Regions from separate parts of the Homo sapiens genome. Here regions 1 and 2 are each linked to region 3. The links are chromatin loops, found by intact Hi-C in ENCODE. Cell type or tissue: heart right ventricle. All regions are shown on one strand.

Region 1 (8,000 bases), 130 kb after region 3:
CTACATAGTTTACTTACTCCTATGGTCAAATTTTTTTTAAAAGTAAGAACATGAGATAAAGTTCTGCTTGTCATTGCTGCCTTCTGGGGCAGTGGAAAAGCAGGTGCCTTAAGCTTTCCATTGTGTGCAGATCTTCCACGCCCTTTCCCTCCATCAGGAAAATATGTCTGTCTCCTGGTCTATTCAGCTCTTGACCTTCTGACTCATATGCCGACAAAAGGCACCATTTATGAGTGACTAATGTATGTATCTTTGTCCATAAGGAACTTGATCACAGCAGCCACAACTCAGCATCATCATCAACTATCTTTTCCGTGTGCCCTCCAGGGGTTTATGCAATGGGCTCTGTCCTATGCAAACAGGCCATGCCACCTTCTCCCTAGGTCCACCTCTTTCATGCCTAGGAGGAGTTTATCAGCTATAATTTGGGGAGAAGGGGCACACAAAGATGAGCCCAACTCTGAGGGGACATTTGTCCCTGCTTTGGTTGGAATCCTGGAAAGCTGAAGTTGTTTCTAAAAAGCACATTCTCTGCTGCTGACCTCCCCTGTCACGCAGGGTCCTCCCACCAGCACCTCTGTTCAAATCCCCTGTTGCTTTTCATCCTGCCCACCTTCTTCCTTAACATCTTTTCTTTACACCTGTAGCAAATGTCAACAACGCCTCCTCCCAACACGAGCTTCCTCCTCCTCTCTCAATCCAACTCAAAGTCCTTCGTGGAAGGCTCCCCACAAGCGGAGCCACCGGGCTTCATCTCCCCCGTGCAGCCATTCCTGCCTGCACCTTCTCACGCCTCCGAACACCATGTCAATCTTAAGAAATATAAACAGAAAAACCGGTGGACTTCAAATGCATATCCATTTACATGTTTGTTTTTACAAAGTGTATCGTTGTTTTCCTCAAAAACAATAGGGCAAGGACCCTTTTGTTTCAAAATCTTATCTCTTGTTTATCTGATATATTCTTTTTGTTTTGTTTGTTTGTTTTTGAGACAGGGTCTTACTCTTTGCCCAGGCTGGAGTGCAGTGGCGCGATCATGGCTCGTTGCAACCTCGACCACCTGGGCTCAAGTGATCCTCCCACCTCAGCCTCTCAAGTAGCTGAGATTATAGGTACATGCCACCACACCTAGCTAATTTTTTAATTTCTTTTATAGAGATGGGGTCTTGCTGTTGTTGCTCAGGCTGGTCTCAAACTCCTGGTCTCAAGCCATCCTCCCACATCAGCCTCCCAAAGTGCTGGTATTACAGGCATGAGTCACTGTATCCAGCATCTCTCTCTCTCTCTCTCTCTGTTCCTCTCTCTCATTCGTGTGTGTATATATATATACATATATATATATAACATTTTGAATATTTGGGATGATCAAACTTTAAATAAATTGAAATTCAGCTTTACCTGTGACAGCACAAACACATGTACTATGAGGAACGAAAAACCCACCTAATCACAATGGCTTTGTGAACCATTTTAAGGTCATTTATTATGAATAAATGACATGCACTACAGTTGTGTGACTCACAATCTTTTTTTTTCTGAAAATTAGTAATATATCTGCCTGCCTTCACCCTCACCAAAAGAAAAGAATAAGGATAGAAATTTATTGTGTGTATATCACAGAAGACAGTGATATTTCTCTAATAAGTTTCTGGAAAAATCAAGCAAAAGAACTGCTTCCCTGTGCTGTGTAGGATTGTAATTGTTATATTTATTCTGGTCTGAACCATTACTAAGTCTTTTTTAAATGTCTCGAATGACTAATTAAGGATAAAAGGTTGGAAACACCATTTTTCCCTCTATTATTTTCACATTCAAACAAGATAAACATTGTGGGTCTACACTTGAAATATGAATAAAATGAATTCTTTCTCTGGTGAAATGCACATTTTCAAGTTGCACTGAAGGTCCCTGGCCCCATGGCACTCTCTAGGCCTGAGCTGTCACCCTCATCCTACTGGGTCCTCCCAGCCCACCTGTGTACTTTCCTTCCACCATAGATAAGGCAGGACACACTCATGACTTGCTTGCTGGGAGAATAAATGTCGTTGAAGCCCTTGGTAACCTAGGAGTGGAATACAACAGAAAGCGTGGAATGACTATCGTTAGAGAAAACAATTGTGGAATATCTACACGCAGAATGGAAACTAAGGGGCCCCATTTTTGTCAGACTCCCTCACCCTTGGTAACTCCTGCAGCTTGGATACAATCGCATATCTCTTTCCTTAGTGATTTGAGATTGAGTCTGTGGTGTAGAGGAGAGGCTCTTAGCCATAGGTTCCTGGCCTTTGAAGGCCACCCTAGGAATTGCTTCCCTCGTAGCATCAGAGGCAGCTGAAGCGGTCACTTCCAGACTCTGCAGCTGACACACCTCCCCGGACTTGGGGACTCCAAAACTAGCAGTGGCACAAACTCCCTGCAAAGCCCTGACTGACAAATAGCTGTCATCCCAGCATTGAGTGATAGTTCGGGAGCAGCCAGGGCAGGAGAAGCAGCTTCCTCCTGTCCCACCTGCACCTGGAATGAGCAAAATGATTTCAAGGAACTGAACACTTGGATTACTGGGATTCAGGAGAAAGAGTTTGCCATGTGTTCAAAAGCAGCAGAGATGCGGGTGGGGGCTAAGCCTCATTCCAAAGCAGATCCATTTTAAATCACACGGAACGAACAGCCTGATCTCACAATAGACTGTTCCTTCTAAGTACACCGTGCTGTGATTTTGGAAAACTCAGGGCCCAAGAGAACACTCTGTATATAATAGATCAAGAAAGAGAGTCCCCGACTTGTCATCTTTCTTGTAACTGTGATTCACTTACTTTTGTTTACTCTGTTATTCCTTTATTTTAGGTTATTTTTCATCGGCTCCAATCTGGGACTTGGTATTTTTGTACAGTTGCCACTGCTTTTAAAACTCCGCAAGATCGTGTAAAAATCTTGCATGTTTGTGTCTCCTAATAAGCATTCAGAGAAAATGCCTAGACTGTGTAGGACTTTTCGGGAAATTGCAGAGAAGTAACTGGCCTCTTTGTGTGTTTGCATGCACCAGTGAACTCCGGAGACGGCATTGACTACAGCCAGCAGAAGAGGGAGAACATTGGGGACTTGATCCAGGAGACACTGGAGGCCTTCGAGCGCTACGGAGGAGAAAATGCCTTTATCAACATTAAGTACGTGGTCCCAACCTACGAGTCTTGCTTGCTAAACTAACAGTGGCAGCAGCTGGGACTTGAAACCTCCCGTTGGTGTTGGGATCATCTGTCTCTGTTGCTTTTAGCATCTCATTCCTTGTGACTTCCACAGCTTTCTTTTCTACAGCTGCTAAAATAGTGGCTTATGGGCCATTGGACTGTTAGCCCTATTGAGAGCAAGGCTTTCCAATACATAAATAGTGTCTGTTTCTTAGATTACAATAGTGTACTGTGCTTATTTGTTCTAAGAGAAGAATTGCTTCTTTATACAGCTCCGACAGAAGCAGGAGTCCGAGTTAAACCTTCAGTTGTATAGACAATAAACTATAATTTTCATATGCAATTCAGCAATTGCTGTTCTGTGTGTGCCTGCCCTGGGGGTGATGTCAGAGGTTGTAAGGGAAGAGTTTATGCTGACTGCTTACTAGGTGTTTGTCATGGAAGAGAAGCATGGGTTCAGCAGTGCCTCTCTAGCAGCTGTGCGGAATAATGTGCTTTGACATTCAATAAAACTGTTGAATCTATATTCCAATTACAGCAGGAAATTTTTCCAGCCCATTATAACCTCAGCTACAGTTGTAATTAATGCCTCTAGCCTACTAGTGATCTGGGCTTCAGGGGCTTTTCAGTTTATATTTGGGTGCAGGTAGGGGAAAACTAGGGAGAGGATGGGGTCAGGGTTACGTGTGAAACGTAACTTGGCAAATATGTTTAAAAAAAAAAAACAAGGGCTAGCTTGAATCCTTGTCTCTCCACCGTATGGCACACTGCATCTCAGGACCTGGTGTGTTATTGACAAAAGTGTTATCTGGCAGTTTGTTTAGGGCTTTTAATTATTTTTGAAAATGACTTATATGTATCTTAATGATTACTCCTTGAAACAGATCAAAATTCTTCCTTGGCAACTCTTCTTCCTTGCTTCCTCCCACTAGTTGGATGACTTCTCATAGCACGCAGTGGGTCTGATGGCCATTTTTGGGGATTTTATTGAGACCAAAAAGGAAAAAAAAAAAAAGACAAAAGACATGCACTTTTTCATTCAATTGAAAAAGAAAAAAGTGCCCAAAGGGAAGAGCAACTGTAAGATAGCCCCAGATCGTGGCTCTTCAGGCACGTCAGATGGGAGCTTCAGGCATTTGAAACTTAGCCCAGAAAACTTCATAAAGATGGAACACTGACTTTGCACACCTGAGAGATGCTGTAACTGCTTAGAAATACATAGCCGAAAGTATCTCGTTCCTGTAGCAAAGTGCAACTTCTGCATAAAATGAAGAAATGAGGCCAGGTGCAGTGGCTCACGCCTATAATCCCAGCACTTTGGGAGGCCAAGAGGGGTGGATCAGGAGTTCGAGACCAGCCTGACCAATATGATGAAACCCCGATTGTACTAAAAATACAAAAATTAGCCAGGCATGGCATCATGCGCCTGTAATCCCAGCTACTTGGGAGGCTGAGACAGGAGAATTGCTTGAACCTGGGAGGCGGAGGTTGCAGTGAGCCGAGATCGTGCCATTGCACTCCAGCTTGGGCAACAAGAGCGAAACTCCATCTCAAAAAAAAAAAAAAAAGAAGTGGAGAAGTGGAATGTGTTTCTCCATGCACTAAGCGTCAGCCTCCAAACTGTTTTCACTATCTAAGGCATAAGTTTCTAAAGGCAAACACCAATTTTGAAAATGAGCTCATCGTTCATTTCCCCTTATTACTGTCTCAGCATGTGCAATCTAGCATCTAAAGAGCTACCGTCCTGTTTCTGTAAGCATTTTCTACGGTGAAGGGAGAGGCGTGATTGGATAAGACAAACTGACTTTGTTTTTTGTTTTTTGAGATGGAGTTTTGCTCTTGTTGCCCAGGCTGGAGTACAATGGCGTGATCTCAGCTCACCATGACCTCTGCCTCCTGGGTTCAAGCGATTCTTCTGCCTCAGCCTCCCAAGTAGCTGGGATTACAGGTGTGCGCCACCATGCCTGGCTAATTTTGTATTTTTAGTAAAGACAGGGTTTCTCCATGTTGGTTAGGCTGGTCTTGAACTCCCAACCTCAGGTGATCTGCCCTCCTCGGCCTCCCAAAGTGCTGGTATTACAGGCATGAGCCACCGCGCCCGGCCGACAAATTGACTTTGATGCATAATATTTGGTAAAGGCACAGATAGAAGTAGACATCCACAGATTAAGGCAGGTTATTCTGCAAACTATGACATTCAATTGCATCCATCAGCTGGCGTCAGTGAAACAATCAAAAGGAACACCAAAGTCCATAAGGTTATTAGTTAGAAGGACCGTGGCTTGTTGGCGCCTTTGAAGGCTGGTGCTGGAATGGCTCTGACCCGGCTCTGTTGGCAGCTCTGGCTGCTGATTCTTCATTATACTCATGAAAACTGCCTGGTAGAGGAGCAAGAAGACCTGGCCACTTAGCCAAGAGCCCTAACTTTGGAATTAAAACATCAGGCTTTGGCCAGGCACGGTGGCTCACATGCCTGTAATCCCAGCACTTTGGGAGGCCAAAGTGGGCAGATCACCTAAGATCAGGAGTTCGGGACCAGTCTGGCCAACATAGTGAAACCCTGTCTCTACTAAAAAATACAAAAATTAGCCAGGCCTTGTGGCGGACGCCTGTAATCCCAGCTACTCAGGAGGCTGAGGCAGGAGAATCGCTTGAACCCGGAAAGTGGAGGTTGCAGTGAGCTGAGTTTGTGCCACTGCACTCCAGCCTGGGTGAGAGAGCAAGACTCTGTCTCAAAAAAATAAAATAAATAAAATAAAATCAGGCTTCATTGACGAGTTCTGTCACTTATTTGCTCTGCTGCCTTGAGCAAGATACTGAACCTCTCTGAAACTCACATCGCCTCAGCTGTGAAGTGGGGATGTCCCCTGCGTGCTGCGGAATTATAAGCTGTAGGGGTAACCTATGAAAAGTGCTACCAGAGTTTCTGATACCTGTCAGACTTTTATTTCAAAGAAAAACAAGTACAAAACATGACTACTCTCTACCCGGGCAGAGCGATATATATATCTGAGAACTCCTCAGACAATATGATGCTTCTTACGTGCAATGGTGAGTTTCTTGTGAAAAGAAGATAATTTTGCAAAAACCCAAAATAACTATATAGATAGTATCATGTTCTCTGGAAATTAAAAGGCAAAATAAAACCCCAAAACCCACATTTTTGTTATTTTAATAGAATTAGAAAAGACTGCTTTTTCCGATGGTCAGCCCACCTACGTCTGCCTTCTAAAATAATACCCGGGTCTCCTGCCAAATAATTTCTGATTAACTCAACAGAGAAGGAGGAAATGTCAGCAGCTTTCCGGCCTCTGAGCAAGACAACAGCTTCTTCCACCTGCTACATTTATACACTGAAACCACCTTTCTAAGACAGCTAAAGGAACGGAATGATGAAAAGTGGGAAATACTGGGGACTGAGTATTAGGCAAGGGTTTTTGTTTGTCCTCTTATGACTGTTACATTTACTCGAAGACACCATTCAGGTGTTCAAGTCAGTTAAGAGGGAGGCAAGGAATGAGATCTTGGACGCCAGGGTAGGGGAGCTGGGTGGGAAGGCTGAGCCGGTCACTCAGGAGCTGGACAGCCTGGAGCGAGTCACTTTGTCTTTCCTCGCCTGCAGTACAGCCTCTCTTCCCAGGTCACTGCGAGGACACGATGATAGATACTACAGCATAATGGTTCTGGTGCAGGAGTGGGAGCCCAGCAGAACTGCGTTTGAAGTATCTTTCTACCACTGAGTAGCTGTCTTGTGACCTTGGGCAAATTATGTAAATGCTCTAAAACTCAACTCCCTCTTCCAAAACTGGGCTGTATGAGGTCTACCTTGCAGGTTTGTTACAAGCGTCGCACACATGCATGTTTGTCCAGGGCTCCCCGAGGTCCATGGCGGGATACCCGTGAGGATGGAGGGATGTTCCTGGGGAAGCAGCCAACCAAGTACCTGGAGAAAACAGGTGCTCCGTCATCGTGTGGTCCCCCAGGAGAGCCGGGATCTAATGTCTGCTGAGCCCTCATTGGCCGGGGTGGGTGGTCTCTGGCCCCCAACAGGCCCAAGTGAGACGGATGCCAGGATTTGCAGCCCACACACCCTCCTGGAAGTCATCTCCATGGGCACACTGCTCGCTATGAGAGTATCCTTCCCTGCCCATCGGGTGGGAAGAATGGCACATGATTTTTATGGCCTGACTCTACATGAGAAATGTCAGTCAAAAATATGGCGTTCAGGCTGGGCGTGGTGGCTCACACCTGTAATCCCAGCACTTTGGGAGGCTGAGACAGGTAGATCACCCAAGGTCAGGAGTTTGAGACCAGCTTGGCCAACATGGTGAAACCCCGTCTCTACTAAAAATACAAAAAATAAGCCAGACGTAGTGTCAGCAGCCTGTAATCCCAGCTACTCGGGAGGCTGAGGTGAGAGAATTGCTTAAACCTGGAGGCAGAGGTTGCAGTAAGCTGAGACTGCATCATTGCACTCCAGCCTGAGCAACAAGAGCAAAACTCCATCTCAAATATATACATATATATATATATATATATATATATATATATATATATATATATATATATACATAGAGAGAGAGAGAGAGAGAGTTAAAAAACTCTGTGAAATGGTTACATCCTTAGGAAATATTATTTTCAAAGCTGAAGATGATATCTTAAACAACAACAACAACAAAAAAAACCCTTAAGTCCTTCTGGGGTTGACCTCCATGGATCTCTAGCGAAGTTTCAGTATAGGTCGTGGGACATCTCAGACTGCTAATTTAGAGAAGCTAAAACTAAAGAGTTTTAAGTCTGTTTCAACATGCACTG
Region 2 (8,000 bases), 370 kb after region 3:
AAGTCTTGTAAGAGCAGTTGGAGTGAATTAACAATTTAATCACATATCTTCATGGGTAAGTTTAATACTCACAGTTAACTCCCTAAAATTGTATGCAACATTTTTTGCTTACACAGTTGACTTTTGACCATAGTAGGGATTAGGGGAACCACCCCCACGTGCAGTTGAAAATCCACGTATAATTTTGACTCCCCAAAAATGCAGCTCCTAATAACCTGCTGTTGACAGGAAGCATTACTGGTAACAGTTGATCAACACATATTTTGTATGTTATGTATATTATATACTGTATTCTTACAATAAAATAAGCTACAGAAAAGAAAATGTTATTAAGAAAATCAGAAGGAAGATAAAATATATTTGCTATTGAAGCAGAAGTGGATCATCATAAAGTTCGTTCGTTCTTTTTTTTTTTTTTTTTTTTTTGACAGAGACTAGCTCTGTTGCCTAGGCCGGAGTGCAGTGACAAGATTTCAGCTCACTGCAAGCTCCACCTCCCGGGTTCATGCCATTCTCCTGCCTCAGCCTCCCAAGTAGCTGGGACTACAGGTGCCCGCCACCACGCCTGGCTAATTTTTTGTATTTTTTGACTAGAGACAGGGTTTCACCGTGTTAGCCAGGATGGTCTCGATCTCCTGACCTCATGATCTACCTACCTCGGCCTCCCGAAGTGCTGGGATTACAGGCGTGAGCCACCGTGCCCAGCCTCATAAAGTTCTTTATCCTAATCATCTTCATACTGAGTAAGCGGAGGAGGAGGAGGGGTTGGTCTTGCTGTTTCAGGGCTGGCAGGGGCAGAAAAATGTCTGTATAAAAGTGGACCTGCATGGTTCAAGCCCATCCATATTGTTGGAAGGTTCAGCGGCGTACTCATATATGTTTTCTAGAGAAGGAATCTATAGTTACCGTAAGATTCTTAAAGCTGTTGTGATTATTTCCCTAGGCCTTTTCATTTGGTCTTCCACCGCAGCCTGTGCAAACTCCCATCATAATCCCAGTTGCACATCATTTATCTTGCTTTACCTTTCTATCTCAGTGCTCATTCTGAATATGAATGAGTTTAATATATTTTCACTTTCAGAACTTTTTGTCAGGCAATCATTACAACATCTTTTAGGTTCTGCCCACCTCTAAGCCTCCTCACCACCACTCCCGCCACAGTGGGTATACTTTTCTTAGTTTTTGCCTCTCTGTCCCACCTCTCAAAACTAAGAGATTTTTAGATAGTCATAATTTTCAGGTTCTTTTTTTTTTTTAATTTTTATTTATTTATTTATTTATTTATTTATTTATTTATTTATTTATTTATTTATTTTTTGAGATGGAGTTTCACTCTTGTTGCCTAGGCTGGAGTGCAATGGCACGATCTCGGCTCACTGCAACCTGCACCTCCTGGGTTCAAGCGATTCTCCTGCCTCAGCCTCCCAAGTAGCTAGGATTACAGGCGTGCACCACCATTGCCAGCTAATTTTGTATTTTTAGTAGACATAGGGTTTCACCATGTTGGTCAGGCAAGCCTCAAACTCCTGACCTCAAGTGATCCACCCACCTGGCCTCCCAAAGTGCTGAGATTACAGGCATGAGCCACCATGCCCAGCTCAGGTTCCTATTTTTTATCTTCTTTTGTAGAACAAGGCTCTATTAAACTCCCAATTGGTATTTATATGTCCCACCTTCCAGCCCAACCATATCATCTAATAATATCCGTCTAAAATAACAATCAACTTTGGAGGTGTTTTTTTTTTAATCTATAAATTGATGTGGCTCTACTAATGCTAGTATGTAGCCGGAGTTGTGAATCATATAAATCCTTCAGAAGTTTATCATGCCTGTTAAGATTACTATTACTATTAATAAAATCACAGATTGTATCGTATTTAGCATTAGAAGAAGTAAGTACTTATTATTGAGACTTGGCTTTTGTTTTTCTGAGATTGTTACTTTTCAGTGGATCTGTTTATACCTTGTTGAAGAGAGGCAGAACATATTGTCCTAAGGTACAAATCTTTGTTAGTTTTATATAGTTTTAATGGAGGAGGAGCATCATATTTGTGTGTGTTTGAGTGTTTTAAGCTTTTCTGGTTAAATAAAGTGCCTGACACTTTCCCTCTACCTTGCTTTATGTGTGGAAAGTTGTTGATTGGTTACACAGGTATTGAGAACTGAAAAAGGAGAAAGACAGGCTGTAATACAGATTTAGAGACTGCAAAAAAAGCATCTTTTACCCCAGGGCTGGAATAAAAGAGAAGAAAGCCTGTGTAATGATGAAACCAAGACCCTGGCTTGGTGTCTCTCAGCTACTTCAAGAACCTCAGGAGCTCAGAGGGGAGAACCCTAGCTGGCTGCTTCTGGTGTGCATGGAGGGAAGGGGCTGCACGATGAGACTGGTTCTAGAGGTGCTGGGAAAGAAGCATGGAGCCAGGAGACAGCTGCCTCTGGCAAGTGCATAGCTGAAAGGAGCGCACATGGGAAAGAGAACATCTCTTTCCCTCATCCAGCTCTTCAGGGTCGGCTGCTTTACACCCACACTATGCCTCAGTTCTGAGAACCTCACAGAAAACCGGCTGGCAAAGAAGTAGTAGTTGTAGAGCCCTACACTTAAGCATTGGAAAGCATATGGCAGTTCAGTTTGGAACTTAGTAACTGCCACATCATCTTGGAGAAAAACTCAAGAAATATGAAAGCATATTTTTCTACCAGCTGTATAGGATAAGTTGGAATAAGTTGATCAACCAGATGAATATTCAGCTGTGTACCTGACATCTCCACTTAGGTGTTTAAGATAAGTATTTCAGATGTAACCTTTCAAGAGAGAACTTCTGATTCCATATTCCTCAATTTTTATCTCATTACATGGAGCCACCGTCTACTTTATTGCTTAAATCAAGAACCTAAACAACATTGTTCAATTTCTCCTTTTCCCTTACCCTCTGTGTCCAACTGATCATCATGCCTTGTCAGGTTAACATAACTCTTTTCATCTCTGTTACAACCTCTACCCCAGTCCAGTTCATCCTCTCTGTTGCCTGGACAATGTTAAAGCTCATGACCTATCTCAGTAATCACGCTGGCGCCCCCAGCAGTCCATCCACAAAATAGCACAGTGAGGCTTTAAAGACAAATCCTTTTTTGTCACTTCCCTCTCATAAACCCCTTTGTTTAAGTCAATCAAATTATCTGTCATCTTCTGTCTGCCAAAGCTGTCGGAGCAGATCAAGGTGGTAATTGGCATCAAAATTCTTCATAAAATGTGGTCACTCATCATTTTTTCTTTTCTCTGATATTTGTTATTCTTCAATTAAATTAGTCATGTATTTTTTTGTTTGGAAAACCTTTTCTACCCATTATTTCAAATTTATAGAAAACTAATTCATTTTTTAAAATATGTTGAGCACATTCATTTTTGCAAGGCTTTGGGGGTTACAAGGAACATGGGTTTATTGGTTATTGGTTAGTTTATGGATACAATTCATGATAAATTTCTTTAAAAATCAAAAAATAGAAAAACTGAGATAGCACATGGCTATATATGATTGATCACCCCAAAAATAAGCAGCATGAATTTATAAAAGCAAGACCAGTATGCGTGAGAGTTCTTAGAAAAGCCTGCACTCAGGAGAATCGCTTGAACCAGGGAGTTGGAGGTTGCAGTGAGCCAAGATCACGCCACAGCACTGAAGCCTAGCGACAGAGCGAAACTCCAGCTCAAAAAAAAAAAAAAAAAAAAAGCCTGCACTCTGAGAGAAAACGATGATCTGTGTTATTGAGGAACACATAGGATGCTTCCAATAGGAGCCTAACTTGGAGAGGAAAGTACCAGGTCTACTCGGGGATTGTGGACAGATGATTTTGACTAATGCAAAACATTTGCAAGCAAGGTTGCTCATGTAAACTGTTCAATGCCCTGAATGCTGGAGAATTTGGGCCTTTGTGATAGGCAGTGGTTCGAATTATTTTTTTAGTTGACATAGTTTTAATGATTTGGAAATACACATTTGTTTCAGCTCTCTGGTGATTACTTTGTTGTAGTTTTTTTTTAAAAGTATATAGATCTAAAAATACTAAATAAACATGATTTTCTTACTTTCTAACATGTGGTCTGATGAATTCAAAAGATACTTCCACTTAAAGGCATCATAAGACTGGAGAAGGTATAATGTAATGGTTAAACATGAGGACTTTGAATCAGGTATTCTGGGTTGGAAGCCAGGTTTGCAATGTGAACTTTTGTGGCTTTGGATAAGCTGCCTACCCTGCCTGAGCCTCAGGGATAATGCACTGCCAATACCACACATTTGTTAGGAAGCGTAAATGATTGGATAATGAAGATCTAGTGTCTAAGTCTAGAAAAGTTGAACAATGTATAAATTACATTAAACGTGACCTGTTTGTATCCTTTTAACATAGCTGTTAAACATAGTTGATGATGGCTGGGCACAGTGGCTCACGCCTGTAGTCCCAGCACTTTGGGAGGCCGAGGCGGGTAGATCACCTGAGGTCAGGAGTTCGAGACCAGCCTGACCAACATGGTGAAACCGCATCTCTACTAAATACAAAAAATTAGCTGGGCGTAGTGACATATGCCTGTAATCCCAGCTACTTGGGAGGCTGAGGCAGGAGAATCCCAGGAGGCGAAGTTGCAGTGAGCTGAGATTGCACCATTGCACTCCAGCCTGGGCAACAAAAGCAAAATTCCACCTCAAAAAAAAAAAAAAAAAAAAACAACAAACAACAGAAAAGGCATAGTTGATGACATATCTATATCTTAATATGCATAAATTAAAATATATATATTTATACATACCCATAATTGGTCATCCTTAATTGCAAGCCTCCAGAAGTTCAGAAAACTGTGTTTATAGTTGCTTCACCCCACTTAGTGTGAGTATTTTTCTGTTTGTTACGGACTGGATTATGGGCGTATCCCCCAGACTCTGCTGGGTGTTATAGAATCTGTGGTGTATTATCTTTCTATAAATCTGAAAAACTCTGAAATTCTCAAGGCACTTCCCCGATACCACAGGTTTTAGCTATTAGCAGGAGTGTGTTCTATTTTTGAGCTTTTACATTTCAAAAGTAAAGACATTCTTTGTTGTGCTTTAATAATCTTTCCATAATATTTTCCATACAAATACAAGGGAAATATTCATCTGCCCTATGACCCAGCAACTCTACTCATAGGTATTTATCCAAGATAAATGAAAACTTATATTTGCAAGGAAGCCTTATATGAGAATTTTCAGAGTGGCTCTGTTCACATATCCAAAAAGTGGAAACAATCAAATGTCTGTAGCAGAAGAATAGATAAATAACATACTACTCAGCCATTAAAACAGATGAACTACAGCGACATGCAGCAATATGGATGAGTCTGACAGCTGTCATACTGAGGGAAAGAAATTGAACACAAAATATTATATATGCCTTCATTATCCGAAAATCTAGTCTAGGCAAGTTAAATCAGATGGATGGTTAGGGCTTGAGGTACAAGGAGACTTTCTGGGTTTGTGGAAATGTCCTGTGTCTTCAATGGAGTACTATTTAGCCATAAAAAAGAATAAGATCCTGTCATTTGCAACAACATGGATGAAACTGGAGGTCATTATGTTAAGTGAAATAAGTCAGGCACAGAAAGAATCTTCACATGTTCTCACTTTTTTGTGGGAGCTAAAAAAATTAAGTCAATTGAACTTATGGAGATAGAGTGTGGAGCGATGGTTCCAGAGGCTGGGAAGAGTGGTTGGGAGGGCACAGTGGGAATGGTTGACGGGTACGATAATATAGTTAGAATGAGTAAGATCTAGTGTTCAATAGCACAACAGGGTGACTACAGTCAACAATAATTTATCGTACATTTAAGAATAATTGGATTGTTTATAATACAAAGAAAGGATAAATGCTTGAGTTGATGGGTACTCCATTTACCCTGATGTGATTAATATGCATTATATGCCTGTATCAAAATATCACATGTACTTTATATATACATACACCTACTGTGTGCCCACAAAAACTTAAAAAAAAAAAAAGAAATATCGTGACTGGATATTGCACTTAAGATCTTGGGAGTCCACTGCATGTGAATTTTGCTTCCATTTTTTAAATGATTCTTGAATATAGGGCAAATACTTAGGAAACCAGAAGCTATGAGATTGCGGATAATCACTTGAGTTCAGTATTACAAAATATGATTTTAATGACCCATTTTACAAATGTAAAAGTTAGTGTTCTGTCTCTGTAGAGTTGCTCATTCCCGATCAAGGTTCTGCAGGATACTTTGTGAACTATCTGGAGTTGACATGTACAACTTCAGGATGCCCTGTTTGATCAGTTGTAATTTTTGAGAAAAAAAGAGGTCAGAAAAACTGGTCTGAAGACTGGCTCATAGAAGCTCTAGAGCCTCTAGACTGTAGAAGAAACTTAGTTTTCTCATCTGAACTTATATTTGAAAAAGAGGTGATATATACCTTCAACAGTGTTTAGGCAGGTACGTACTACCAAATCTCATTGTCAAAACCAGGACAGTAACATTGAAATAACCACTTCGATGTGAAAGTAATTCTATAATTAACCCTGTTGTCTCTTCTTTTTTTTTCTTTTTCTTTTTTTTTTTTTTTGAGACAGTCTCGCCCTGTTGCCTAGGCTGGAGTGCAACGGCGCGATGTCGACTCACTGCAACCTCCGCCTTCCAAGTTCAAGCGATTCTCTTTCCTCAGCCTCCTAAGTAGCTGGGATTACAGGCACCTGCCACCACGCCCAGCTAATTTTTGTATTTTTAGTAGAGACAGAGTTTCACCATGTTGGCCAGGCTGGTCTCGAACTCCTAATCTTCATGATCTGCCCACCTCAGCCTCCCAAAGTGTTGGGATTACAGGCGTGAGCCACCACACCCGGCCAGTGAACCCTGTTGTCTCTTAAGACACACAAGATCATGCCCTGTGAATACAGAGTGGAGGGGAGTGGTCAGGACATGAGGGTGAAGCCCATCCTGGACTGAGACCACCTAGAATCAAATTCCAGCTCTGCCAACTAAATCCTGTGCATTTCTGGGAGGCATTAGTGTACCCTGCCAAAATGTGGCTGTGATCTGGTGTAACATACCATCACCTCCAGCAACACCATATGGCAGACTACACCAGGATCTCCTCCTATGCCACTCTTATTTTTATTCTCTTAGGGTGATCTCTCCTGTTTTCATTATCCTGCACCCTGCACATTACACAAGTGTGCACACACAGTGGTAATCACACACATTTCTTCCATCTTTTTTCTCTGTGGTTTTCTCCCTTGTTTGACACTCCATTGCCAAATAATGAATAGCTATTTTGCTATCCAAAAGGAGCAGTTCAGTGCCAACATGTTTTCAAGCACCTGCCCTTCTGCAGGAAACTCGTCTTTCGTCTTTATTTCCTCTTTGTTGGAAGTAAATTTGCCCTCTTATTTGCTGACATTTTCAAACTTGTACCACTTCTTTCTCGCTATGGTAGATGACTGGAGGTAAACCTACTGCTCTTCTTTTTCTTTTTTTATGTAGAGTATAATTTATAATACTTTTGGTATTCCATTTTTATATATAAATTTAAATTTGAAACTTTTGATAAGTTTTAATTTTCAAATGACTAGTTTTTAGCAAATAAGTTGAAGTTTTATTATAATGGATTTGATTCTTCTTTTCCAATAGTAGCTTACTTATTTCGTTTTTAACAAATAATTTCTGTGTCTTTCTAAGATCATACTTACTTTTTGTTCATCTTTGTACAAGTTGATAGGAGTCAAATTCTACAGGCATGCCAGTATCCACTCCCTGTAATCTTCTGCAAAGTAGGTTTTTAAAAAGTTGGCAGTAGCACATCAAAACATTGTCTTTATGTTTCACTCATATTTTTCTTTAATTCTTGTGATTTACTAAAAGCTCACTGAACAGTTCTGTTTACTATATATTATAGTATACCATTCACCATTGTAATGCCAAAAACAGAATTTTGTGTGTCATTACAGCT
Region 3 (8,000 bases):
AAGGCTCCAGGCTGTGGAGGGTTTGTGCTCCACAAGTTACAGGAGGCTGCGGGGACAGAAGCCAGGCAACAGGGCCAAGGTGTGGCCTGGGGAGTGACGGATCATAAAGCCCCCTCTCGTGAGAAACTGGGATAATGGAAGGAGAGACTAAAAGAGTGTTAGCTAAGAAATTAGAAAAGGGATTTTTTTTTTTTTTTTTTTTTTTTTTTGCGGGTGGGATTCGACCGTGTTTTTCTGCAAGGAGAAGAGTCTGAGAAACGTGCCCTAGGCCTGTGCAGGTTCCATTCCAAGCACGTCCAAACAGCACACATGCTTCCAAACAGCACACACGCTTCCCTCCATGCACCCCCAGGTGGGAACTGTGGCCACAGGTCAACGCTTCTCTTCCCTGCTGGACCATTTGTTCACCACAGGCACAAATCTGCTCTGTCTTGTTCACCAACTGACACTTAGAAGAGGCTCAAACCTGGTCATTGGCTGGGGACTCAAGACAGAACAAGGAGTGTTCCCACTACCAAGCTTCCAGAACAGGAAGGAAAGTTGGAACGGAGAGCAGACGGAGCTCAGCCAGGAGAAACACGAGGCCAGCTGAAGCCAGTGGGCCTGTGAGAAGGAGGGCTCCCTGCCTGGCACCAGGGCTGCAGTCCCTTGTTGAAGTGCATGCAGAGGCAGGGTCTGGGAATGCTCATTCCCACCTTGTTGCCTCATGAGCACGCCCCATGCAATTCTGGGCACCACCCTCAGCAACAAGACTAGCTCTCAGCCACCCTCACAGCTCGGCGTGGCACGGACGTGCTGATCTTATGGTCAGAGGGACAAGGGGAAGTGCTGCGTAGACTCCAACTGGCAGGGGCGGATCTTTTGTCCTTTCCTTCTCCTTCCTGCAGCCTGGAACTCAAACGAGAAGGCCCGGGCTCCGGCAGCCACCTTTGGCTATGGAGTAATCTTGAGACACAGACACATGCAGGAAACTTTAGTATTAAAGTAGGAGAAGCCCCGTTCTTCTCTGACTTCATAGAGCCGTTGCACTTTATGGTAGCCTGGTTGCTTCCTTCTGGACTTTTTCTGACAGGAGAGAAATTAAACACCTGTCTTACCTAAGCCAGTATTATGTTGAATTTTCTGTTACATGCGGCCAAACTTAATCTTTACATTAATGCTACAACATTAATGAAACTGCTAGGAGAAGCTGCCTTGCCAGGCTCCCCGGTGGCTGCCATCACATCCAGCACCCGGTTTCTCAAACTTCCCCACACCCACCACAGAAAAGCAAGAACTAGGTACAGTATCTGGCATTCTGTAGGCACTGATGGTCATGGAATTCAGTCTCTCTGGTGTATTTTAAGTTGCCATTCAAAAATAAAGCACTCAGGTAATATAAGTGAATTTTGATTAAATTACAAGTAACAATTCCTATTCGGGTTGATAGAGCTCTTTCTTTAAAAAGGCTGAATTTTATCTCCTTTTATAGAATTAAAGTTTTTACTTTTCATTTGTGATGAGCTGAATTTTCAGGCTGATGAAATAAGTCACTGATATTTACCACACAGGACTTAATCAAAAAGAAGCTTAGGTTTCAATGGTGGGTTTCCTTTTTGGGCATGGACCGTGGTTTTATAGTGGAAAGCTTTGTAGCTTGGCTCACACTGATGTCCGCTGCTCCTCACATGTGCGTCTTATCTTGGAGGCTGGGCTCCTCCGTAGGTTCTCCTGCCAACAAGCGAGACAGAAAGGAGGCGGCAGCTGGGGGAACTCAGCCTTCCTTCCCACCACACCTGCACCTTGCTGAGCCACTGCTCCCAAGACGAGGCACAGAATTCCCAGAGCAGCCTGGCTTCAACCTACTCATTTGGTGTTCTTTAAATTAAAAAAAAAAAAAAAAAACTTCTGGCAAATCGTGGTGGCTCACGCTTGTAATCCCAACACTTTGGGAGGCTGATGAAGGTGGATTGCTTCAGCCCGGGAAGGAGTTCCAGGCCAGCCTGGGCAACATGGTGAAACCCTGTCTCTATAAAAGAAATTCAAAAGTAATCCAGGTGTGTTGGCACGTGCCTGTAGTCCCTGCTACTCGGGAGGCCGAGATGGGAGAATCAGATATCTGAGCCTGGCAGTTTGATGCTGCAGTGAGCCAGATTGTGCCACTGCACTCCAGCCGGAGCAAGAGAGCAAGATCTGTCTCAAAAAAAAAAAAAAAAAATTTTCTTACATCACTAGTTTTCTTGCATGGCCTATGAGTTCCCATCCACTCTGTAAGCCTTTATAAGTGTTATGGTGGGATCCAAGTATAAGCTCTGAGTTACTGTCTCATTCTCCCCCGTTCACTTACAGATGACATTCTCGCAGACCAGACCAGCAAGTCTCCTTGCCCGAGGCCACACAGGCAGGAACCGCCAGGCACCCCGTCCAGTGTCCCAGCCGAGCCCTCCTGGGAGGTTCCTGTGTGCTGGACACATGCCTGGCTGGCTATTACCTGTGTAGTTTATCCAGTGGTTACACTGACTTGAAGTGGTCTTTCTGAAGACGACATTGACTTTGAAATTACTTGCATTATCCAGTGATCAGCTCTGGTCATTGTGATCCTTTCCAAGCCATACATAATTTTGGGTTTTGCTGTGGCTGCTGACCAGCATCTCTGTTTAAGAGACTGAGCTTTGTGCTAGAGATTCTGGTTTTGATGCATTTCCTAGGCACGCCCACTTCTCCAGTAGAAAGCCAGGAGTGAGTCCCTCACCGAGCTGATCCTTGTGAAGATGAACAGTTCTCTCCATTTGTGTTTAGTGACAAGTATGTTCGTTAAAATATCACGAAGCCTTCACAAGATGTTCTACTAACTAGTTCGAGACACAGCTTGTATACTGTGCACTGAATGAGTTTGCATAGGTTGTTACATAGATTATCATACACCTATAATAAATAGAGTATGGAAAACACTGCTAAAAAGTTTCAATGAGGACCAGGTGCAGTGGCTCACACTTGTCATCCCAGCACTTCGGGAGGCTGAGGCAGGAGGATCGCTTGAGCCCAGGAATTCAAGGCTGCAGTGAGCTATGATTACGCCACTGTACTCTAGCCTGGGCAACAGTGATACTCTGTCTCAAAAAAAATAAAAATAAAAATTCATTGAGTTTAAGAGGGGTTTTTTGTATGGTTACAAAAAAAAAGCAGTTTAATTCCTTTACTCTTATGAGCCACTTATTTGGTTCTTCAAACATGTAGAGGCCAAAAAGGCACTGTTTCTTTAGGTTAAAAAAATGGGCAAAAAATCTGATTTTATGTTTCTTTTCTCAAAAATTATTCACTAATTATTAACAGCAAACGCTGCGTCTCCTGGAGTCACCAGGCACCGAGCGTTGTGTGTGTTTCACCCGCTTGGCGTTTTCATTCTCATTTCATGTATTTGAAAGCTGGGGCTCCGTACAGTTATGACATTGACCCAGAGTCACTCAGATTGCAAATGACAGAGCCAGGGTGTGAACCCAGATAGGTCAACCTCAGCCTGAGTGTCTCTAACTCTTCAGGTTAACAGCCTTCTCCGGATACCAAAGCAGCACTAAACCATCTATTCAGCTGTGCGGGCACCTGTGTGGGATAGAAGGGGCTGAGGGATCCTGCTGCCACATTGATAACTATCGCTGGAACCAGGGTCTGAAACCGAGTCAGACTGACCCTGAAACCTACTTGCCTGACCATTTTACTCCCATACCTCGGGCTATCTTGCAAAGGAAGGGTTAAAGAATACGTGATGCAACCTCCTGAAACAGGCAGCCTAGGAACTTTGACCCACACACTCAGCCCCGATCTCTGTGGCCACCTCTGTGATACAGACGGCCGCTTGGGGACAGCAGAGGCTCAGGGGCAGTGAAAAGCAGTGCCGGGGCTGGAGATGAAAGAGCCAATTCTCCATTCTTCTGTGAGTCCCCGGAGATGAACACTGTGAACTTGTTCCCAGTCTCTGTGTCTCGTGCCAGCGGCCCTCCCCTCCCCCTTCCAAGGACAAGTCCACCCCCAGAGGATTTGCCCCTGGAAATGGGTCCTCATGGACAGGGGAGAATCAGAGATTATTTGCTTGAGGTGGCAAAAAAAAAAAAAAAAAAAAAAAAAAATACAGACACATCTCCGGCCAACCCTTTTTATAGATGTATTTTTGTTTTTTACAAACCAAATAGCAGAGGTTGATTATTAGTACAGTAGTTTGGGGTTTTTTCTCATCATTAACCACTTAGTTACTATAAATGTGTTTTAACTCACGGGGAAAAAGTCCAGCATACCGTAAAACCTGAGTCCCACCCAGCCAGCTCGGAATGGAAGGCTTCCAAGGCCCGGGAGGCGCGCTCTGTCAAGTTGCTGATTCGGGAGATAGCAGTGAATCGGGGTTCCACCACGCCCCCAGAATACTATTCACAGCAGCTTTGTCATTGACCGTTCTCCCTTTTGGACGAGATCTGAAACAAAGCTTCCAATCACTTCCGATCCTAATAGCGTTACCTCTCTTAGGTAGGGTGTAAGGATTCTTAGTCAAATTTCAACTCAAGTAGGTTACCTAGGAACATTCTTAGGGCTTAACCTACTTAGTTCTTCTTGCGGTTTCAGTTGAAAGTGATAGACTCTTCCAGGCTCTTTGTGTTCCACGGTCCGGTGGTGAAATCACTGCTATCTCTCCCTCCTTAGAGAGCCCACTGCTTCCCACCAATGAGTTAAGTAGTTTTTCTTGCCCATTTCTGCAAATTTGTGTTCATAAAATCAGTTGATGGATGAAAGTTACTGAAGAAATTGCTAACAATTTCGAGGCTTTCCTTAAATTGATAGTTTGTTTTACTTTATTCTAGTTCTCAGTGGAAACAAAAGGCAAGAATGATCTTTGGAATGTTCTGTTTACAAAATCAACCCAAACAAGATATAGATGAGACTCATTGTCTTCCTCCAGAATAACAATCGCCTTTAATTTCTGTGCTGCTGAAACAGTCACAAGAGTCATGATAGATCCAGAAAGAGACCCTTGGTGCTTCATGTGGTATCTTTCTTTAGTACGGGTCTCTTTTACATTCAGCAGGTTTCATTAGAAAAAAGAATTTCAAAGTATTTCATTAACAAAATTGAGAAAATGCGTATTTAAACATTGACATCCTTATGAAAGAGTAATTTCTTACATAAATGTAGCATTTTCACCTATGTTACCTCATTTAATCTTCAGAACTAATCTTAAGTTGCAATTTCACAATTTTATAGACAAGGAAATGGAAACTCATAGATGTTAATTCACTCGTTCCGGGCCACGGAGGTGTACTTTTTAGAGCATAGTCTTATTTAATGGTCTTGACTCTAAGTCCAAAACAGAAGCCTCCACTTTGCTGAGCACCAAAAGATCGGGAGATGAGTCAGTGTGTGAGTCCCAAGAGGAAGAGAATCTGCGGGTCCTTAGCAGTTAAGGAAGCGTCATGAAACATTTCTTGAAGAATGGATAGGATTTAAATAGTTTAGAAGATGCAGTCTTGAAACTATGTGGGTGATCCAGGTTGCATGAGCAACAAATATTTGTTGGACAATTGAAGAGTGAATGAATGAGGACGGAGGGTGTCTGAGATCAGGAAAATGATCTGGGAAGGTATGAAGGCAAACATTCCCACGACGTGTTCGGGGAACCGTGAGTAGGAGCCACTGGCTCTAAGAGAGTGTCCCTCTGGACAAGTAGAGAGAGATGGACTGCCATGGGTGCTCTGGGGGCTCGAAGGGCATGGAAGGGCATGGAAGGCCAGGCTAAAAAGTGTTGATTTTGCCTTACAGATTAGGTCAGGTCTTCATTGCTTTTGACTAAGGAACTTTATCCTGAAGACAAGATCATGGGAAATCATTGACAACTTGTAGGACATGATATGACCAAACTCAGTGTTTTAGGAAGATGAGCAGGGAGTGAAGCACAAAACAGATGAAGAGTGTGTGTTGACTCTGGTTTTAGGAACTCACCCTGTGCCTCTCTAAAGCTTCTGTCAGCTCTTCCCATCAGTGGGAAGCAGATTTAGAGGCCAAGCTGCCTAGAAGACATAGGGTTAAAGAAAAAAAAAAGGAAGAAAAAGAAATGCACCTTTAAAATTTCCCAACCTTGATTTATACCTACAGAGATGTATGTGTGGTCACTCCTTTTATTAGGGTTTTTAAGCTAATCAGTAGGCTTGACTAAAGAATTGTAAAACTTTCACTACAAGAAAAATTAAAAGAAGTCATTTCCTGTATCTAAAATGATCACGTATACTTCTGAAATTAGGAAAACGCAGGCCAATGATAAAAATATAACTGTAACGAAACTGTAGGTTTTTTACTGATTGTATTACACAATATTTCCTTTTGGATTCTTAATACAAAGCAATGCAACACTGGTTTGGTTTAAAATAAAATATGGAGAGATTCTTGTTCTGTAGGAAGCTCATCACTCTAATGGGTGTCTTACTCACTGGAACAGTATTTTGGCTGTACTGGAGCACATCGAAAGGAATGAGATTTAGCTTTGCCAAACTTCCACTGTGAAAGAGTTTGCTACAACAGTGTTTTATTTTATTCTTATTGAACTTCAGCCAGTTGAAAATAGAATCTCCTCACCATCCTTTTAAATTAGCCTTAAGCTGCAGATAAAAGACAAAAATCAATGTGCAAATTTAGCTCCTTGTGCTCGGTTCCTTAAGAAATTTACCCCAGTGCTAATATGCAGGATGCATAGATAATAGAACATAGAGTAACTGGAAGTTTTAAAGTAGCATTTCTTGTTCAGTTTAGGTCTACTTAAGAGTCTGGTAAATCCTGTACATAAATTGTTTCTTTAATGCTACATTAAAGACAGTGCATCTCTTTATACTGTCCATACTAGCTCAGTAACACTGCCCCTGATAACATTTCATGTGGCCATGACAAATTATGGTGAAATTTTCAGTGTCCAATTGGAATGGAAATTGCTAGAAAAAAGCGGTGCCTAAATAATGGTGCAATTCTATTTATTCCATTTCACTAAGAATTACTAAGGGCTTCGAAAACCCAAATCGAAAAAGGAAGCACATAAACAATGTTCGTATTGGCCATACTAGCTTGAATGTCTCTAATTGTTCTAAGTGGTACAGGTGCTATGAGCTCCTAAGAATATCCCTGTGTTTGAGAGGAGTTAACTCAGAGCCTTGGGTTGCTTGCTGTCCTGCCGCACTGCACGAGAAAGGTTAGCAACATAAAGAAATGCAACTTTGCCTACTTCAGGCATTAATATAAAGAAACCTACGTACAGGCACCCAGAGACACAAAAAGAGAGAGAAAGCTCACCATTCTTGAAAAAGGCAGTTCTGCAGGCTCCACAAACAAGTACACCAGTGAATGGGAATGATAAGAGGAGAACAATTTGGTTACATTCAGAGACCTGGTGGGCAAATGGAAATGGGACAAGCAGTAGAAATTAGGCCAGATCATGGAAGATTTGTTTTGTTTTGTTTTCATGGCATGATACCTGCAAGGCCAGGAAGGCTGAAGCCAGAACACCAATGCAATTAATTAGCAGAAACCAAAAAGTAATTAATTTAGCACACCACCATATAGGGCAGAAGCAAATACTGCTGTTTGTAGCCAGGGATGGGGAAAGGATCTAACCACACTCCAGGCACCTCTGCACATGGCACCACAGAGAGAAAGATGGAGGAGGAGTGCAGCCGTACGCTGGGAGTCATCACAATTGTTTTTTTACCGATAAAAGCAAGTGGGAACAATTGGCCAAAACAAGCCTGGATTGTAGTAGAAAATTAAGCTAAGAAAGAAAGATCAGGGGACATTGTGATAAAACAATCCACGTAATTTCTATAACATGGATCCAGCTTAATAAGATGTCCTGAAGTTCAGCATGAGTAAAGTTCCAGGACAGTTCAGGGTTGTCATAGGAAATCTACATTTTTCAAATTAACAGGACTTAAAGATGTTACTGTTACTTCAACACTTGGTAAATTTCACTGCAAATATATAAGCCATTTTAAAGGAAA

The links. A loop is a pair of places that touch in the nucleus more often than their neighbours do. Peaks named below come from ENCODE experiments on the same cell type or tissue, not always from the same donor. Only the 100,000 strongest peaks of a DNase experiment are listed, where the experiment ranks them.
Region 1: a loop joins it to region 3, with 2.4 times the contacts of the local background. A loop is called at or near these places in 9 of 110 quality-filtered maps.
Region 2: a loop joins it to region 3, with 4 times the contacts of the local background. A loop is called at or near these places in 21 of 110 quality-filtered maps.

What each region holds. Positions count from the first base shown.
Region 1 is chr6:163,311,784-163,319,783 of GRCh38, forward strand. PACRG (parkin coregulated) reads left to right here. Exons shown (of 5, transcript NM_001080379.2): 5 at 3,044-3,717. The coding sequence ends at 3,204. PACRG-AS1 (PACRG antisense RNA 1) reads right to left here. Exons shown (of 6, transcript NR_028390.1): 4 at 7,011-7,128; 5 at 1,974-2,062. Among named protein-coding and RNA genes, the nearest start is that of PACRG-AS1, 8.7 kb to the right of the region's middle. In heart right ventricle, no CTCF peak of the experiment used is centred here; no DNase peak of the experiment used is centred here; H3K4me3 peaks cover 374 bases; H3K27ac peaks cover 1,813 bases.
Region 2 is chr6:163,551,803-163,559,802 of GRCh38, forward strand. All of the region lies in intron 4 of QKI (QKI, KH domain containing RNA binding), which reads left to right. Among named protein-coding and RNA genes, the nearest start is that of QKI, 140 kb to the left of the region's middle. In heart right ventricle, a CTCF peak has its summit at 3,093 (motif pointing left); a DNase peak (open chromatin) is centred at 3,079; H3K27ac peaks cover 2,339 bases.
Region 3 is chr6:163,177,529-163,185,528 of GRCh38, forward strand. The region is part of intron 4 of PACRG (parkin coregulated); the gene reads left to right. It overlaps PACRG-AS3 (PACRG antisense RNA 3), which reads right to left. Exons shown (of 4, transcript NR_122120.1): 3 at 7,297-7,390; 4 at 4,117-6,029. Among named protein-coding and RNA genes, the nearest start is that of PACRG-AS3, 10 kb to the right of the region's middle. RefSeq lists enhancers at 3,459-4,039, 3,669-3,963. In heart right ventricle, a CTCF peak has its summit at 3,830; a DNase peak (open chromatin) is centred at 3,873; H3K4me3 peaks cover 742 bases; H3K27ac peaks cover 2,694 bases.